Regions from separate parts of the Mus musculus genome. Here region 1 is linked to region 2. Evidence: chromatin contacts called from ENCODE Hi-C or POLR2A ChIA-PET data. All regions are on one chromosome and are shown on one strand. Each heading gives the region's core, a stretch centred on a gene start or an enhancer-like site at or near the end of the contact. The rest is flanking DNA. Distances are from core to core; before and after follow the strand shown. Region 1 holds the start of Eif4g1 (eukaryotic translation initiation factor 4, gamma 1). Region 2 holds the start of Eef1akmt4-ece2 (Eef1akmt4-Ece2 readthrough).

Region 1 (4,142 bases), core at 1,427-3,926, 61 kb before region 2:
GCACTCTGCACTCGGGAGGCTGCACTGCTAGGGGGCTGGGCCCGGCTAGGGTAGAAGTGCTATTAGGAAAACAGAAAGCAAGTGGGGTCAAAATGGGAGGAATAAACAGCAAAATCAGCATTCCACAATGTCCATACAGTCTTAAGAGTACAGCACTTCAGCGCATGGCGATCAATCCTTCCCAAGCCCCACATGACCAACTGATGGCTAAGTGGCCTCCTTACACTTGCCTTCTAACCTGGATGAAAACTTTGTGTCCTGTAACTGTCCCTGCCATGCACACTCAGTCACCTCCAGACTACCCCTCCAGAGGCCTCCTAACAGCTAGATAACATCATGCCCTTCTGGACAACAGACTCCCCAGCATGCACGATCCCTTCAAGTACCGAGGCTAACTGCTACATGCAACAGTCTCCCAGTTCTGGGATACTTTGCTTGTCAACAGTTGACTTCTAACATGCAGTATTTGGACTCAAACTCCTAAAGTGCAAACAAGGCACCCACCGTGACCATCCCAATCTGTGTCTAGCTACGGACTAGGGTGGAGGATGGGGTGACACCAAAGAGGTGGCTTGGGATTAGAAAAGGGGTATTACCTGCAGAGACCTGAATCCTCCCTGAGAGCACATGGGGACAGGAAAGACGACAATTATCCCCAAGGTGATGGAGTGGGGTTAGGGGGAGTGAAGTGGGTAGGAAAAAGACCCTTCCACTTGGGGAGAACTTGGAGAACACAAAAAAATAAAACCACAGCTGGAATGTTTATCTCATTACAGTTCAAAGAGAACGGGAGAAGAGGAACAGGGTAATGCCAACCTCCTAGTATAGTAGTAAAGAGCTGGCAGCAGGGCCCACAGGACAGCCTCCAATTTCCAAAGGCTCAAAGACCCCAGTAACACCACTCTCACACTCTACGAACTTCACAGAGGGTCAGCCACCCTAAGTAACTAACAGCACGTAAGAACTCAGAGCAACTGTCAAGGAATGGAGGGGCAAGTATACAGTGTCCATAGTTCCCATACTAGCCCCAAACCAGCAGCTCATTTTCCCAGTTCCCACCCAAGCCTACTCAAGCCACAGTCCCTCACCTGGCGGGGCTGAGAAGGCGTGTTCATTTGTGTCGCTTGAGGCGTGCTAAACACCACCGGTGCAGTCTGCCCCGGGGGAAACGCTGGCTGAAGGGGAGAGACCAGAGTTCAGCAAGAGGGGAAGCCTGGGTGGGGCTTAAACCCAAGCTGGTGAAGTATGGGGAGCAGACCTGTAGTAACAGCCTCAGCAGTCCACATGTTCCCTCCCTGTGACAGCCCCAGGGACAGCCAGGGGCCCTATCTCAATTTGGCAGCAGGCAGCTGCACTTTGCCCTGACACAGATGGGGGTGGGAAAACTGGGAGCTGCGTGACCTCCACCCCGCCGGAGTCCTGATCATTTAGCCTTGATTACCTGTGGGAGTCCAGGGGACCTGGCGGGTGGGGGGCCTGTGGGCTGGGGAGCTTTGTTCATTTCATTTGGTGCCACATTAGGGTCCCCCCAGCACCTGTTGGAAAGAGCAGAGCTCGGAACGAGGAAAGGACCCAAGCTTATGGCAAACGGGCTGGGGGAAAGGTTGTATCAAGAGCTAGGGCCAACACGGATTAAGGGAGGTGCCAAGTGAATGCAGAAACAGAAAACATACAGCCTGAGGACCCCACCAGCACACTGCAACACCCTGACCCCACCCTTGCCTGCTCAAACAGCCCCCTCACTCACCCCCTCGGTTAAGAATAAGTCCACAGTGCGGCCTACAGGTTCTGGGCATCCGAAGGCCTGGGGTTGGGAGGTGAGGGGTATCAACCTGGCTCCACGGGGCCCAAGACCAACCAGACCGGAAATTCCAGGTCTTGCTGGCACCAGGCTCCCGGATCACAAATGAAGCCGGCTGCTCCGGCCGTGATATCCCCACCCCCCACCCGGGGACACCGGGTTCGAAGCCTGCCGCGGGGCACTCGCGCGGGGCCGGAGAGGCCTGAGGCCGCCCGGGAACACAAGCCAGGAAGGGCGCGAGTCCGGCCGCACCAGCAGGGCGGGCGGCGACCGCCGCGAAAGCCGGCTCGGGGCAGGCGAGGGTCGGCCGCCGGGCGGGGCTGGGGGCTCCTCCCTGCCCGCCGCCGCCGCCTCCCAGCTCTGCGCAACGCGGCCAGTGCCAAAGAACAACGTGTCACTTCCCGGCGGCCGCCCGGGCCCCGCAGGGGGAGGGGGTGGCGGGTTTGCGCCGCACAGCCTGCGCCGGGCCGCGGCCCAGGCCGGGCGGAGGTGACTGTCTCGCCGCCACCCCAGCGCCCTCCCCGCCCGGGCCCTGCTCCCCACCCCCACCCGGGCCCGGCCCGGCACACGTGGGCCGGGGATCGGCCTGGCGAGTAGGGCCTGGGCGCAGGCTCGGAGCCGGGGCGCCGGGGCGTCGGCGCAGGGTGGCGGGCCCCGGCCCGGATGGCGGCGGATGCGGGGGGAGGGGTGGGGGGCCGGGTCGGGCCCGGACATGGCGGCTTTACCTTCAGTCTCCTTCAGTCCGCGCGGCCGAGCCCCACGCAGCCGCACAGACGTAGTCCACAACCATTTCCGGCTCCCCGCACAGATCCCGCTCGGCGGCCACCGCTTCTCCGCAGGCGCAGCCAGCGCCCCACGTGACCGGCGCAGAGGGCGGAGCTGCGCTGGCGCCGGGGAAGCACATGGGATTTGCTCCGCCCCATCACGTGACACCCACTGCCCGCCCCCGTGTCCCCTCCCGAACTTTGGAACTCCCAGGCCGACCCCCTCTGAGGCTCTGGCGGTTCTTTAGTTCATTCATACTTTGCGCAAGCATTTATTGAGCGCGTGAGTGCTAAGTGAAGTGCCGGCCTGGAGCTCAGAGTGCGGAATCTAAAAAGCAGTCCTGCCCTAGTAAGTGTAGTGTGCAAATTATGCAGCCTCTGAAAATGCTATAGATTTGATCTTTGATAGACCTATTAACAAAGGAAATTCAATATTGCACCAAAGAAACTGCCGCAATCTAAAGAAGCAATTTTACTTTTGTTTTTTTAAAAAAATCAGTTGCTCCTAGGGAAACGCAAAAGTCAACATGAAAACTTTGGAATAATGGAAAAAGGAATCCCAAAGCTGTACGTGTGCTGACTGGCTAAGGCAGGGAATCAGTTACCATAAGCTTTAAAGTAGGGAAATGTCACCAGGCAGTGGCGAGCCACGCCTTTAATCTCAGCATTCCAGAAAGATAGGCAGGTAGATCTCTGAGTTCAAGGCCAGCCTGATCTACAAAGCAAGCTCCAGGACGGCCAGAGTTACAGAGAGACCACATCTTGAAGATTTCTGAGATGGTTCAATGGTTGGCGCACTGGTTGCTCTTTATTGCCTGCTCTTCAAGAGGATCTGGGTTTACTTCCCATAACCCATAAGGCAGTTCATGTCTGTGTGTAACTCTGATTCGTTAGAATTCTGCCCTCTTTTGCCCTCTAAAGGCACCACATATGCATGTAGTGCACAGACATATGAAAACAAAACATTCATACACGTAAATATTTAAATTTTAAAAATAGGAAAATTTGAACTGGGTGGTGGTAGTCCACACCTTTAATCCTAGTACTCCAGGGGCATAGGCAGGAGAATCTCTGTGAATTAAGGGCTAGACTAGTGTAGAGAGCTAATTCAGGACAGCTAGGGTTACACAGAGAAACCCTGTCTCGAAAAACAAAAAAAATAGCCAGGCTGTGGTGGTGCACGCCTTTAATCCCATCACTTGGGAGGTAGAGGCAGGTGGATTTCTGAGTTTGAGGCTAGCCTGGTCTACAGAGTGAGTTCCAGGAGAGCCAGGGCTACAGAAAAACCCTGTCTGGAAAAACCAAAAAAAAAAAAAAAGAGTTGTACTCTATTGAACTGAGCATTTGAGCATTTAGTTAGGTAGCAGAGCCTTTCCCACTGGCCTTTCTCCCTCTCACATGCTACCTCCTAGCATGCATTATATCACAGAATTGGTGACCTAAGTGAGGGGGGCAATAATGTAAACTTCATCACTGTGCTACCAAGAAAGCAAGGCTACAGGGTGGGCAAATGCGGGCACAAGGATCCTCTAGATGGCCTGAGTCCTCAGTGGTCATGTGCTTTCCCAGCATTTGGG
Region 2 (3,883 bases), core at 408-2,907:
AGTGGAGCCTAACTTGCCAGTTAATTTTGAAAGGCACTAAAGCTTGATAAACGTAGTTCTGTGGTAACTCTATAAATAAACGCAATAGTATACAACCACAGAATTCAAGAAACTGTTTACTTCTAGTGGGGAGAGGTTACGGGGAAACCATAAGCAAACTCCAAGGACACACGAAGCTTTTAGCCAGGTATTGGTCTAGATGCTTCACATACTCGTCTAATCACCAGAAGATCTCATCTGTAGGTTCTCATTTTCTTAGTTATTTACTTATGTTGTTTTGTTGAAACAGGGTCTTTCTATGTAGCCTCCTAGCTGTCCTGGAACTTGCTGCATAGCCCAGGCTGGCCTCTTGCTCCCAAGGCTGGGATTAAAGGTGTGAGTCACCACACCCAGCTAGGTTTTTATTTTCTTAAGGCTTGAAAATAGAGGCACAGAAATTTAAAGATTTTGTACAAGATTACAATTCCAGCTAAACCAAATTTCTACCATTAACTACTTGCTCTCAGAGTCCAAATTCTTAGCCACTAGGTTATCCTTTCTAGTCCTGGTCATTTTCTACTCCCCCCCCCCCAAAATATATATACTATATGTATAAGAGATACCCTTTTTATCCCTATCAAGTATTCCACTTAAATGTATACAGGCTTTAGAAGCAGAGGTAGTTGGATCTCTGTGAGTTTAAAGCCAGCCTATTCTATAAGGTGAGTTCCAAGCCAGCCAGGATTTCATAGTGAGACCCTGTCTAAAAACAAAAACAAAAACAAAAAACCCAAAATGTATACAGGCTTCTTGAACAAAACGTTTACAAACTATATTTGGAAGGCAACTCAACTCATTCAAACTTTTCCTGAGTATCCAGCAGCTGACATCCTAGCATCGCTCTTGTTGACACCTACCTCAGCTGCAATTCTCCATCAGACTCAGCATTATTCTACCCTATGAGTGTTTAGGACCAAACTTTTCTCCTGGAGTTCAGAGAAGTGGTGACTCCCTTTACCTGACAACAACTCCGGGTGCCCGCTGGTGCGAAAAGAAAACTAGGTGTTATGCTCGAGGTGCACACGATTTACTCCAGAAAAATTTGCAGTCCCATTTCTAGAAACGGAAACTGAAACACACAATGGATTCATGACTTGTCCTAGGTTACACAGCCAGTTAAATGCTGGGACTTGAAGTAGGTCCACAGAGATATGCTTTCCAGTGTCCTAGGTGCCTCCAGTGTCTGGGGCAGGGTAATGCCCCTCGCTGGGACACCAAAGGACTGTCTTTTTCCAAAGTCCTGACGATCTCTTATTCTGTCTGCCCTTGTTAAATACAGACAGATTCTGAAGGTACTGGGTGTTGGCTCCGAACTGGGGCGTCCTGGTACAGGAGAAAGCAGAAGAGAAGAAAGCGGATGTGATCTGGCCAGCGACTGGTGGCTGGGACACTACCCACCTAGCACGAGGATACGGTCCTCAGGACACAGCTCCGGCTCTAGGAGGGCACGGAAGGAAGCGAAGTCTCCGAACCACTCGTAGGGTCCAGAGTCGGCCGCGTCTTTGTAGCGCTGGTCCCAGTACTGGACTTGGCGGTACTGGAAGTTCTTCTCCGGTAACTCCGGAGGGGACACCGGAGTCCGGGGAGAGGCCATGCTCAGGGCAGCGCCGCAGCCAGGGCGGGACTAAGGAGCCCAATCACCGAGGTAAGAAATGGAAGGCGGAGCCTGTGTCTCCGCCCTCCCCTGCAGCTGCTCCACACAAACACGTGGAACTTCCGTCACCTTCTAAGCTCTTTTTTGAAAATCGTCCGGCTGGGAAGCTGAATTACTTGGTGTCATATTAACGAACTGCCCGTCTAAACTCGACCACATCTCCTCGTGGCAAACCGGATCTGGTCACTAGACGTGACCAGGCTCATTACTGCATCCTCTCGTGTTCGGTTTTCAATAACCCTTTCCAATAAGAGGCGTGATTAATTAAAGATTCCCTTCTTCCCAAGATTTTTGGAGCACCTTCGGGTACTTGGGAAGGCGGGAGGAATACTGAAAGGAGCTTTCCCCTCTACGTGAACACAACTACTCTGGGCATAGGCAGAGTGGAAAGCTGGGCTTGGAGAAGAGAACAGAACTGTTGTTTTGTTTTCTGGGCAAACACTGATATACTCGTGTTTATGTGCTCTGAAAGGGACATACACCGAGAAGTATATGTATATTTATATTACAACATCGTGTAGTCTTTCAAAGGAGATGCGTTCTAAGGACTAGCTATCTTATCCTTATTCCGGTGCACATATTCACATTAGAAATATCTCTCACCACTGTGTATAATAAGCACTAAATATGTAGCCAATGAATCATTTTGGCCTAGAAACTCCAGCTCCCTGAGTCTAATTAACAGACTGATTTTTAGTAAATAAGACTTCTGGTTACTCGGCTCAGCATTTAGTTTGAGAAGACGCCCAGAGCGTGAGACCGGAACCTAGTGTGTGAGAGTTGGTTTTCCCGGGTGGTGGAAGCAAAAGAGTGGTGCACTGTCAAGATGGCTGCTGGGCTGCGGAAACGCGGCCAGCCGGCTTCTGTCGGCCAGCCGGCAGGAATCTGGAAACAATGGCTACAGCGTGCCTGGCAAGAACGCTACCTACTGCTGCGGGAACCGCGCTACACATTGCTGGTGGCCTCCTGCCTCTGCATAGCAGAGGTGGGCATCACCTTCTGGGTCATTCACAGGGTGGCATGTGAGTTCACTGAAGGGGAGAGAACCGGAGGGAGGGAGGGATACCCAAACTAGATTACAGAGCTTTCATTCACCGATCAAACCCATATCCTTTACCTGACCCAAGCCCATTTTCCAGAACAGCGATCATAATCTCTCTCCCATATGGGAGGGAGGTTACCCAGAGATTACCTCCTGCGTTTAACATTCAGCCTGCTAAGAAAGCATAAGCAGCCACGAAGTTCTGGCCAGAATTAATGTGCTGTTGCTGCTGCTGTTCCTGATGCTTGTCTGTAGCCTTAGACAGTCACTTCCCACCGCAGATCTGATTTTTCATGCTTTTAATTCTTAGGTCTTGAAAGTCCTTTTAAAGAGTGCATTTTGTGACCTTTTAAGTCCATTAGGTACTGGTGTCTTCCAGGATCAGTCTTTTTTTAAAAAAACAAAACAAAACAGAGTCTCACTAAGTAGCCCTGATTGGCTTTGCTATGTAGACCACAGTGGCCTCAAGCTCACAGAAATCTGCCTTCTTCTGGCTCCTGAGTGTTGTTGAGATTAAAGGTGGACACCATCACAACTGGCTTATAAAGACCCTGTTCTTAAAATGAGAGTGAGGAACATTCCAGAAAGAGAATCACCATTAACCTCTAACCTCCACACTCATACTCACATGCATGTACACTCACTTATGTGTGAATCCACACATGTGCATATGAACACACACAAGACAGAGAAAGAGAACAAGACTGTTTCAAGAACTAAGAAGCTGGGTGGTGGTGGCACACGCCTTTATCCCAGCACTTGGGAGACAGAAGCAAGTGGATCTCTGTGAGTTTAAGGCCAGCCTAGTCTACAGAGTTCCAGGACAGCCAGATAGCCAGAGCTATACAGAGAAACCCTGTCTTGTAAACACACACACACACACACACACACACACACACACAAACTGAAAAGGAGAGAAGTACTACTTGAAGAATACAGGAAAGAGTAAATTTGGAGTAGGAAGAAAGATCATAAAATCAGTTTTACACATTTGAGTTTAAGACACCCACATTCATGGGCCTAAGGAGATAGCTTAGCACGTGGTATTTACCATGCAAATGTGAGACCCATAGTTCACATTCCTAGCATTAGGCATAAATGCCAGGCAGGCATGGTGACCCATCTATGATCACGGCACTGGAGAGGCA

What was found. A loop is a pair of places that touch in the nucleus more often than their neighbours do. ChIA-PET counts read pairs that join two places held with the same protein, here RNA polymerase II (POLR2A).
Region 1: a map of T-helper 17 cell shows a loop between it and region 2 (2.5-fold over the local background). The contact joins the promoter of Eif4g1 here to the promoter of Eef1akmt4-ece2 in region 2. A Hi-C loop is called at or near these places in 1 of 37 maps with a recorded cell type or tissue (T-helper 17 cell). POLR2A ChIA-PET finds 5 or more read pairs at or near these places in 5 of 5 experiments (Patski and embryonic stem cell).

The regions. Positions count from the first base shown.
Region 1 is chr16:20,671,261-20,675,402 of GRCm38, reverse strand. Eif4g1 (eukaryotic translation initiation factor 4, gamma 1) reads right to left here and starts at 2,676. Exons shown (of 33, transcript NM_145941.3): 1 at 2,527-2,676; 2 at 1,442-1,535; 3 at 1,089-1,175; 4 at 597-617; 5 at 1-59. The coding sequence starts at 1,501.
Region 2 is chr16:20,609,375-20,613,257 of GRCm38, reverse strand. It overlaps Eef1akmt4-ece2 (Eef1akmt4-Ece2 readthrough), which reads right to left and starts at 1,657. Exons shown (of 20, transcript NM_177941.1): 1 at 1,438-1,657. The coding sequence starts at 1,633. It overlaps Alg3 (asparagine-linked glycosylation 3 (alpha-1,3-mannosyltransferase)), which reads left to right and starts at 2,497. Exons shown (of 9, transcript NM_145939.3): 1 at 2,497-2,715. The coding sequence starts at 2,520. Eef1akmt4 (EEF1A lysine methyltransferase 4) reads right to left here and starts at 1,657. Exons shown (of 3, transcript NM_025462.2): 1 at 1,438-1,657. The coding sequence starts at 1,633.